Linked DNA regions of Homo sapiens: region 2 is linked to region 1. A link is an interaction called in ENCODE POLR2A ChIA-PET data of the cell type or tissue named here. Cell type or tissue: K562. All regions are shown on one strand. Links, peaks and the distances in the headings refer to the core of each region. The heading gives the core; the rest is flanking DNA. Region 1 overlaps RIC1 (RIC1 partner of RAB6A GEF complex). Region 2 overlaps INCR1 (interferon stimulated noncoding RNA 1).

Region 1 (5,391 bases), core at 230-5,229:
TATATAAAAGTAGTAAGACTTGGCCCTATTTACCACAAATATTTTTCCCAAGTTATTTGCTGTTAATGTTTTTCTTTTTTTCTGTTAATATTCAAAAATTTAAACTTTTCACACAGTAAAATCTGTCTTTCTAATTTCTTATATACCTATTAAACTTTGGATATCTTCCACCATCTAGAAATGTGATAAATGCTCTTATATTTTTATCTGGCTTTATGGCTTGATTAAAAAAAAAAAAAGATGGAATGCTTTACAATTGTATGTTCTTTTATTTCAAAAGTTAAGGCCTGCTATAAGGAAAAGAATGCAAAATATACATAACTACACAGTGTAAAGGGCAAAAGTCCACGTTTTTCCCAAATTTAAACCAAGAGGTAATAACTGTCTGAGGTTCTTTTTTTTCTATGCATATACAAAAGCACATGCAAAAGTACCTGTAACTTACCAACATTTCAACTCTTCCTCTCATGATCTCTTAGCTCTTCCCTAATAAGGAATGAGAAATGCTAGACCTGGAATATATTAACAGTCATTCTGAATACCCAAGAAAATAGTCTTGATATAGTTTATCATCAAGATTCCCAGACTTAAAGAATTCTTTATTCAAGAAATGACAGTTCAAAGACCTGGTAATTTTTTAAATACTATTTGGGAAATGCTGGTTTAGTTTTATTCTAATCACTACAGACAACTCAAAACTGTAATGTTTTTCTGAATATAAAGTATGCAAATCACATATTAAAAGAATGAAAGGCAACAAACTTACTTGGGATACACTGGTTCATAAAGGTACTTGTCCCCTCTTGTAGATGTAATATGAAAAAACAAGATGTATCCATTTGCCGTCTGAAAGAGAAATTTTATTAATCATGAATTAAAGAGTAAGGCTATAACTGTAACCCTGAATTTTAATTTTATAAATTCTTACTTCGAAAAAAAATTTATTCTCCAATACCCTCCCTTGGAGAATTATAGCCTAATTATGCAAATAGAAGCGACTTTTTAATATAACCCATGTTGAAAAAAAGGGTTTTTACAGATTTCAAAATCTTTCAGTGAAATCAGTACTTCATAAAGTATTCTAGACATGCATACTCTCAAGTAACTGCATTATTCAATAATGAGTAAGTGACTATTTTGCAAAATATATAGTACTTTTTGAACTCTGCACTAATATGGCAAATTATTATTCTAAGTTTATAAAGCAACAATGCCACTTTATGGCTTTATTACACCTTTAAGACAAAACGCTTACTCTACTCAAAATTTACACAGTATTAACTTCAGAACAGCATATTTATATATTTCAAAAACAATCTTTTGGTCTCTGATTTACTACAAAATATAGCCCCAGATACAGACATAAAACAGAGCAAACCTTTAATTTCCAAAATTTGAGTATCAGCTAGTTCATTTTTCTAAGTTAACAAAATATTTTTTAACAACAAATTGTAGGCCGGGCGCGGTGGCTCACACCTGTAATCCCAGTATTTTGGGAGGCCAAGGCGGGCAGATCACGAGGTCAGGAGATCAAGACCATTCTGGCTAACGTGGTGAAACCCTGTCTCTACTAAAAAAATACAAAAAAATTAGCCGGGCGTGGTGGCAGGCGCCTGTAATCCCAGCTACTCAGGAGGCTGAGGCAGGAGAATGGCGTGAACCCAGAAGGCGGAGCTTGCAGTGAGCTAAGATCGCGCCACTGCACTCCCCGCTGGGCGACAGAGCGAGACTCCGTCTCAAAAAAAAAAAAAAAAAAAAAAGAAATTGTATTAAAAACAGTGCTATTACATGATCATGACATACATCTGCGTCATGACATACATACATTTGTGAAGTTCAAACAACCATTTTACATTTCTGTAAGTACAAAATATTATATTTAGCTGTTTCCAGCCAAACATTTTTACGCCTAACAGAGTGAAGTGGCAGTGTTTTGCCCAAACTACTTTACAGTAATACTGAATTCCTATCATTTTAGAGGGAGGTGGGCATGTACTCAAAGTAGAACCAAAGAAAACCAAGAAATTATCCAAGGTTTCAAATTACTTTCTAATTCTGGCTTCCTGTTTTTCAAAGGAATGACCAAGAAAATACTTAGTTTCTTCAGCAAAACCAGGTGGTTTGCTTTCTTTTTGACCATTAACTTTACTATTTTATAATGTATTTGAAACTAGAGTTTCAACACTGTAAGATACAAAAACAAAAGGGTGAAAATTCTTCAGATAAGATCATCTTTCTAATTCTTTATGTGCAATTTTATGTTCTTGCAATATGGAGAGTATGGAAGCAAAAGGAAAATGGCTTCAAATCAAATCATAACAAAGGTTTCACACATAAAAAAACAAGAACAACAACAACAACAAAAACAGACAAAATCTATGAAATACTTTTCAAAACACTGGCATCAAGCAATGAAGGCCAGTCATCCTTGAGAGATAAGAAACAACTGAAGTGACCCTCCTACTCTTACCCAGCTTACTGCCTTGTGAGAATTTCTGGGTCAGCACACTTAGAAGGCGCACTAAGACAAAGCCTGGCAGACTTCCAGAGTTGAGAAGAAGCTGAAGAGTCCAGGAAGAGTAAGACAAACATGAGACATAATGAAAAATCAACCAATCAAAACAATGCATAACTCAATCAGATGTTAAAATTAGCACAAAAGGACATTAAAACCTTTTGCTATATTTCATAATGTTCCAAATGTGAACTATATTCTGTATGTTCCAAAGGTTAGGCAATATAGAAAACTCAAACAAAACTCTAGAAACAGAAATACTAAAATATCTGAGATGAAAAAGACATTGGCTGGATGAATGACAGGTTAGACAATGATCAGAAAAGCACAGCAATAAAAATTATCCATAATGAAACACACACACACACAAAAAAACCCAAAATAAAACAGAAACAAAATCAGTGAATTGAGGAACAACTTCATGTAGCCCAATATACATATAAACAGAGTCTCCGCATGACAGGGGTAAGAGTCAGAAAAAAAATATTTAATTAAATTCAAATTTCATTTGCTTCACTTAAATTTCTTTAAAAGATAACAGGCTTTAAAACAAGAATAATAGCAGTGTATGCTGGGGTTTATACCGTGTGTAAAAATAAAATGTGTATAATATATGTTTCCTGATCCCAATAGAACAAAACTAGAAACAAATAAAAAAAATTCTGGAAAGCCCACAAATATTTTGAAGCTTAACTGCATACTTCTAAATAACCCATGAATCAAAGGAGAAAAAGGGAAATTTTAAAAATACATCATCCCAAAATTTGTGGGATGCTGCTAAAGCAGTACTAAAGAGGAAATTTACAGCCTTAAAATACTTATATTAGAAAAAAAGGAAAATCTCAAATCAATGACAAGCTTCTACCTTAAACTAGAAACAAATTAAACTAGAGCAAACGAAATCCAAAGCAAGTGGTGGAGGGTGGGGAAGCATGCAAATAACAGAGATCAGAGTGGTAATCAATGAAATAGAAAACAGAAAAATAAAATCAATGAATAAAAATCTGGGGTTCTTTTGTTATTGTTTTAGAAGATCACTAAAACTGACATATTTCTGGTCACACTGATCAGGCAAAAAAGAGCCACTAACAGAAATCAAAGAGGTGATATCACTACAAATTCTAGAGGTATTAAAAGAATAATGAGGTCACATTATTAATATGACAATAATTTTAACAACTTGGATGAGATGGACAAATTCCTTGATAAACACAAACCACCAAAGTTCACTGAAAAGAAATCTGTACCCTGAAAAGCCAATGTCTGTTAAAGAAATTATAATTCCAATTCAAATCCTTTCCACAAAGAAAATTCTAGGCTGAGACAGCATCACTGGTAAATTCTACCAACTCTTTAAGAAATAAATAATATCAGTTGAATACAGACTCTTCCAGAACACCAAAGAGAAGGAACCACTTCCTATCTCATTTTATGAGGCCTCATAACAAAACCAGACAAAGACATTATAACTACAGGCCAAGATCCCTCATTAACATATTCTTTTTTTTTATTATTATACTTTAAGTTTTAGGGTACATGTGCACATTGTGCAGGTTAGTTACATATGTATACATGTGCCATACTGGTGCGCTGCACCCACTAACTCGTCATCTAGCCTTAGGTATATCTCCCAGTGCTATCCCTCCCCCCTCCCCCCACCCCACCACAGTCCCCAGAGTGTGATATTCCCCTTCATGTCTCCCTGTGATCTCATTGTTCAATTCCCACCTATGAGTGAGAATATGCGGTGTTTGGTTTTTTGTTCTTGTGATAGTTTACTGAGAATGATGATTTCCAATTTCATCCATGTCTCTACAAAGGACATGAACTCATCATTTTTTATGGCTGCATACTATTCCATGGTGTATATGTGCCACATTTTCTTAATCCAGTCTATCATTGTTGGACATTTGGGTTGGTTTCAAGTCTTTGCTATTGTGAATAGTGCCACAATAAACATACGTGTGCATGTGTCTTTATAGCGGCATGATTTATAGTCATTTGGGTATATACCCAGTAATGGGATGGCTGGGTCAAATGGTATTTCTAGTTCTAGATCCCTGAGGAATCGCCACACTGACTTCCACAATGGTTGAACTAGTTTACAGTCCCACCAACAGTGTAAAACTGTTCCTATTTCTCCACATCCTCTCCAGCACCTGTTGTTTCCTGACTTTTTAATGATTGCCATTCTAACTGGTGTGAGATGATATCTCATAGTGGCTTTGATTTGCATTTCTCTGATGGCCAGTGATGATGAGCATTTTTTCATGTGTTTTTTGGCTGCATAAATGTCTTCTTTTCAGAAGTGTCTGTTCATGTCCTTCGCCCACTTTTTGATGGGTTTGTTTGTTTTTTTCTTGTAAATTTGTTTGAGTTCATTGTAGATTCTGGATATTAGCCCTTTGTCAGATGAGTAGGTTGCAAAAATTTTCTCCCATGTTGTAGGTTGCCTGTTCACTCTGATGGTAGTTTCTTTTGCTGTGCAGAAGCTCTTTAGTTGAATTACATCCCATTTGTCAATTTTGGCTTTTGTTGCCATTGCTTTTGGTGTTTTAGACATGAAGTCCTTGCCCATGCCTATGTCCTGAATGGTAATGCCTAGGTTTTCTTCTAGGGTTTTTATGGTTTTAGGTCTAACATTTAAATCTTTAATCCATCTTGAATTGATTTTTGTATAAGGTGTAAGGAAGGCATCCAGTTTCAGCTTTCTACATATGGCTAGCCAGTTTTCCCAGCACCATTTATTAAATAGGGAATCCTTTCCCCATTGCTTGTTTTTCTCAGGTTTGTCAAAGATCAGATAGTTGTAGGTATGTGGCGTTATTTCTGAGGGCTCTGTTCTGTTCCATTGATCTATATCTCTGTTTTGGTAC
Region 2 (5,391 bases), core at 331-5,330, 75 kb after region 1:
TTCATATTGCCCTGCTAGCCCTAAGTTACCTTTAACCGTTTTTTTACCTGCAGGTGGAAATGTTAATATCTGTCATACCAGGTTGTTATTTTTTTAAGTGCTAGAAACCAGGCACTGGCATTAATCTGTGCCTTTAGTGGTATATTGTGGATTAGTCACAAAGAACTTTGTGTCTAATGATTGGTACTGTTACATAAATTATAACAGTAACTAGCATTTATTCTGCACTTATGTACTAGATACTGCTCTAAGCATTTTACATTATTTAATTTTTATCCTCTCAACAATCACATGAGATACATATTATCCCCATTTTACAGATGAGGAAATTGGGGCTTAGAGAAGCTCAAGGCTCACAGAGCTGGAAAGTGATGGAGTCAAAACTTGAACCCAGAATCCCCAAGTTTATCAACTTCACTATACCATCTCTTTCCACAAACTTATTTTCTCACCAACTAAATGTATATAATAATTTATGTCAGGCTGTCTTATTAACTACATTTTTTTTAACTCCTAAGGTATTTGTTTTTACTCAATCCTTCATGTATAAAATTACTTTGCTAAAGAAATGAAGGAAATCAGTATTTTCACATTTACTTGGAGAATAATATCTTGTGTATCTTAGGCAAAAATGAAAACAATAATTTATCTAAAGGGTCATGTGAATTCTTGAAAATAAACAGTGCTGTAGATCTTTCTGTGGCATACATCCATGGATGTAAAAGTAAGAGAGGGAAGAAGGAATCACATCACCCAGGTATGATGTTGAAGGCTATAAATGAATCAAAGAGTTAACATTTAACAATAGGATCATATTTTAACACCATTTTCTTTCTTTCTTTTTCTTTTTTCTTTCTTTTTTGAAGGGGGTGAGGAGGGGAGGGACTGGGGCTGAAGAGTAAGGGCGGGGGAAGAAGTCTCCATATTTTAACAACATTAATCCATCCACATCATTTAATATATAATACACCAAAGGCAGAATCTCCCTGTACCCTGGTCACTTTCTCAGGATGCCCATTGTAATGCGCTACAGGCTCTTACTGTCCTCCACAGTTTCCTAGGAGTTGATTGTTTTCTTAGCTTATGCTGCCACTACGTGCTGCTTTCCATTAGAGGGGAATCTTCTTCTGTAGGACTTGGGAATCCCTTCTGTAGGAAGGGAGCAAAGTGTCCCAACATCTCCCCTAACTGGACACCTCTCTAACTCCAAGCAAACATATTGTTCTCAGAGGTTTTCTGAGGATTCCTGTGTGGTAAAGACAAAAATGTTTGCATGAATAGCAAGACTCCCTCCATATTTTTATCTTGACCAGTAAATGAAAACATGGGTTTAAATCAGCTGTATGTGTGGATTAGAAAACAAAGTTGACCATTGCCTATATATACTTCATCATTGAGTCCATGTTCTTCTATGATCAAGCAGATAAACAGTTTACCTGTTAGTATTTGTTAAAAAGCAGTGAGGGGTGGCTGGGCGTGGTGGCTAATGCCTGTAATCCCAGCATTCTGGGAGGCTGACGTGGGTGGATCACTTGAGGTCATGAGTTAAGACCAGCCTGGCCAACATGGTGAAACCCCGTCTCTACTAAAAGTACAAAAATTAACTGGGTGTGGTGGTGCACGCCTGTAATCCCAGCTATTTGGGAGGCTGAGCCAGGAGAATTGCTTGAACCCAGGAGGCAGAGGTTACAGTAAGCCGAGATCGCACCACAGCCTAGGTCACAGAGCGAGACTCCCCATCTAAAGAAAAAAAAAAAAAAGCATTGAGGGGTTATCCAGCTCTGTAACTCAAATCTCTGGTGAAAGTGCTGTTTGACTGGAATGTGGTGAGCATATTGGGCGTCTTCAAGACTCAATGAATGGGGATTGAGTGCTTAGATACTCTAAAGATTATCTCAAAATATTCTGTTATTGCTCATACAGTTCCTTCTTGTGGTTGGAGTATTCAGAAGAAGAAATGTCTACTTACAACTTTATTTTCCTCTCTGAATCTACAGATTTTATAAAAAATAATGGGCATTTCTAAGTTTGCTCTTCATGAATGTGTTAACAATACCCCAAGCGACTGCTTCAAAAACCAATTTGTTTCAGATTATTATAACAGCCATGTAAATTTAAGTATGATGTCTCAGGCAAAACTTGGTTAATGCGGACATGAAGTTGAATATATAAAATTAATGACAGATATTAAAATGTGTAAATGCAATTGATTTTTTTTTTCCAGTCTCACTGTCGCCCAGGCTGGAGTGCAGTGGCACAATCTGCAACCTCCGCCTCCTGGGTTCAAGTGATTCTTGTGCCTCAGCCTCTGCAGTAGCTGGGATTACAGGTGCCTGCCACCATGCCTGGCTAATTTTTGTACTTTTAGTAGAGATGGGTTTCACCATATTGACCAGGCTGGTCTCAAGCTCCTGGCCTCAAGTGATCTGCCTGCCTCGGCCACTCAAAAGTGCTGGGATTACAGGGGTGAGCCACCATGCCCGACCTAAATGCAATAGTTAACAATTTACAATACCATTAACCTTAACAAGGCAAGATTTTGCCCATGCCCATGTTATTCCCTGAAAATTTGGGCACCACTGGATGTCCAGTTAATCAGTAAAGATGATAGAGTCACAAGTTGAGAAATGATCCTATAAGTGTAGTAAAAGTGGTATAAAAGAGCCTCATTGACCGGGCGCAGTGGCTCATGCCTGTAATCTCAGCATTTTGGGAGGTCGAGGTGGGTGGATCACGAGGTCAAGAGTTTGAGACCAGCCTGGCCAATATGGTGAAACCCCGTCTCTACTAAAAATACAAAAAATAGCCAGGCATGGTGGTGCGCGCCTGTAGTCCCAGCTACCTGGGAGGCTGAGGCAGGAGAATTGCTTGAACCTGGGAGACGGAGGTTGCAGTGAGCCGAGATCACCCCACTGCACTCCAGCCTAAGTGACAGAGGGAGACTTTGTCTTAAAAAAAAAAAAAGCCTCATTCAGTTTATGTTTGCATGAAATATGATACATAGTATTACCACATTCAGGCCATATGAGTAAATTATACATCCTCCAAAATTATATATATACATTTGTCTTTCATTTACTTATGACCATTTACTCAATGTTCTGTTTTTAACGTGTTAGCATTTTCTTTCATTATTCCAGTTATTAATGGTTGCATTTTCTGGAATCTCTTCTTATTAAACTTGGGTAAATATAGAATACATTTGAAAAGAACAGACCAAGAGAGAACTTCTGAAAGAAATTCCATTCAATCAAGCAATCAAAGAACCATCCAGTGTGTCAATATTCAATAATCCCCCAAAACCTTTGTCTCCTGTCTCACAATGACACTGTCAGCTTCAAGAACAGGAAACCATCATCAGAGGCTTCTTCCTAGAGACTGCAACCCCATGCTTTCCTTCCAGCATTGCCCCATCCACTCCAACTGGGTCCTCCTTCTTCATAGGTCCACCGTTTCTTTGCTCTTTGTCTTAGTTTTGGTTCCCCCAGAAGCCAGATCCTAAGGCATTAATATGTACACAAGTAGCTTACTTGGGTAGTGATCTCAGGAAATATGGGCAAGGGAAGTGAGACAAAGAGGGAAGGCAATCAATAAAAAGGGCATGTTTTCAAGTGGGTTAGTACTGTGGGTAATGGACTTAATCCCTCTGGAGAATTTTGGGTACCAGTGTAAAATTCATGCCTCTGAGTTACTCTACCAGAGTAGCAAAGGAGCTGAAGTATTCATACCCCAACTCCTATCAATCATTAGTTAAAGGCTGCACTTAAGGCATTACATCTCCTCAAACCTATGCTCACATATGGAGCTCCAGCCACCAGAGAAGGCCATTAAGCAAGATGGTCCAGCTGCTGGCACTTGGTAAGGCTCAGGAGACATGGGCAGGGCACCAACTGTATCTGCCACACTGCTATCTGTGATCCCAATCTAGTACACTAAGACCCATGATTAAAAGCCAGGGATTACAAAATAGGAAAGAAGATCAAAGGCTTTGGAGTCAGACTGATTGGTTTCAAAACCTGATTTCTTAACCTTTCTAAGCTTCAAAATTCCATAGAGGATTGTTACGGAGATTGAATAATGTAATCCATGTAAAAGTATCCAGTATTGTGACTAGCACATAGTACATATTCCCAAAAATGCTAGTTAATAATATTAACACCTGATCCCCTCATGGAGACATAAAACTGAACAGGACCTACTTTGTTCTCTGGCCAGATTGCCCAGCAGGGACCCAGCAATTCCAGTTTTGCTACTGGCATAGCATTTACACTGGTGTCGGTGAGCAGAACTGACTAAAGGACTGGGCCTCAGTTCAAGTAGTCATCAAGATATGGCCAGATGAAGCCCTGCATTGTCATCAGTGCAGAGTGGGTTGCTTCAAGCTGCGTGGGGCTCTATGGAACCCGGAAGAGTAGATGGATCTCCTAAGGAAGGAATAGGTTCTAGAGCAAGCCCACCTGGTGGTCCAACTTAGCCTCTTTACACTATTTTCCTACCCAGCCACTCAGTCTAAGTTTTTTAATGTTTATGAGAAAAAGGGAGAAAAGAACTAGTACTTATCCTTCTCAATATCAAGTTCTAATGCAGCAATATAACTGCCCTTCCAATAAGCAAAGTATTTTTGGAATTCCTTAGTTCAAATGAAATTACATGGTTCACATGCTCAAGGCATTTTTTTCCAAATGTTTTTCATTCCCAGTCAGTAGAGACCAGACTTTTGGAAAAACTCAAACTTTCATTAAAGCTCAGCCATGCAGGATATAAAAGCTGGGTGGGTCCACTTTGATTTTGCTTCGTTGCTAACCATTTCCACTTAACTGACAGCAAGAACAGATTTTTGGAAGAGAATGCAAAGGGCATGGAGAGGCCCGTGACATCACATAAAAACTCTAGCAAAAGAAAACTTAGAGAAGAAAATTTACTGTATTTTCCAAACAGCAGAAAACACTAATTTTTCAATTTTTAATATAGAATCTGAAATAAATATATAGCAAATTTATTTCAGTACAATATGGTATTTTTCTAAATCACTGATCATGAAGACTACAGTTGAAATACCAAATTTTAAAAAACAGCCACTAATATTTATAGACCCCTAATAAAAATATTGCCTTCCCTTGGAAAACCAAACATCATATGTTCTCACTCATAAGTGGGAGATAAGCTATGGGGATGCAAAGGCGTAAGAATGACACAATGGACTTTGGGGACTCAGAGGAAGAGTGGGAAGGGGGTGAGAGATAAAAGACTACAAATTGGGTTCAGCGTATACTGCTCAGGAGATGGATGCACCAAAGTCTCACAAATCACCACTAAAGAACTTACTCATGTAACCAGACACCACCTGTTCCCCAAAAACCTATGGAAATCAAAAATTAAAAAATAAAAATA

Evidence for each region. ChIA-PET counts read pairs that join two places held together with the same protein. Peaks named below come from ENCODE experiments on the same cell type or tissue, not always from the same donor. Only the 100,000 strongest peaks of a DNase experiment are listed, where the experiment ranks them.
Region 2: POLR2A ChIA-PET joins it to region 1 with 5 read pairs; 13 of 35 experiments call an interaction of 5 or more read pairs at or near these places.

Annotation. Positions count from the first base shown.
Region 1 is chr9:5,685,414-5,690,804 of GRCh38, reverse strand. It overlaps RIC1 (RIC1 partner of RAB6A GEF complex), which reads right to left. Exons shown (of 26, transcript NM_020829.4): 3 at 767-846. Among named protein-coding and RNA genes, the nearest start is that of INCR1, 58 kb to the right of the region's middle. In K562, for the core only: no CTCF peak of the experiment used is centred there; a DNase peak (open chromatin) is centred at 2,494.
Region 2 is chr9:5,610,851-5,616,241 of GRCh38, reverse strand. All of the region lies in intron 1 of INCR1 (interferon stimulated noncoding RNA 1), which reads left to right. Among named protein-coding and RNA genes, the nearest start is that of RIC1, 16 kb to the left of the region's middle. In K562, for the core only: no CTCF peak of the experiment used is centred there; no DNase peak of the experiment used is centred there.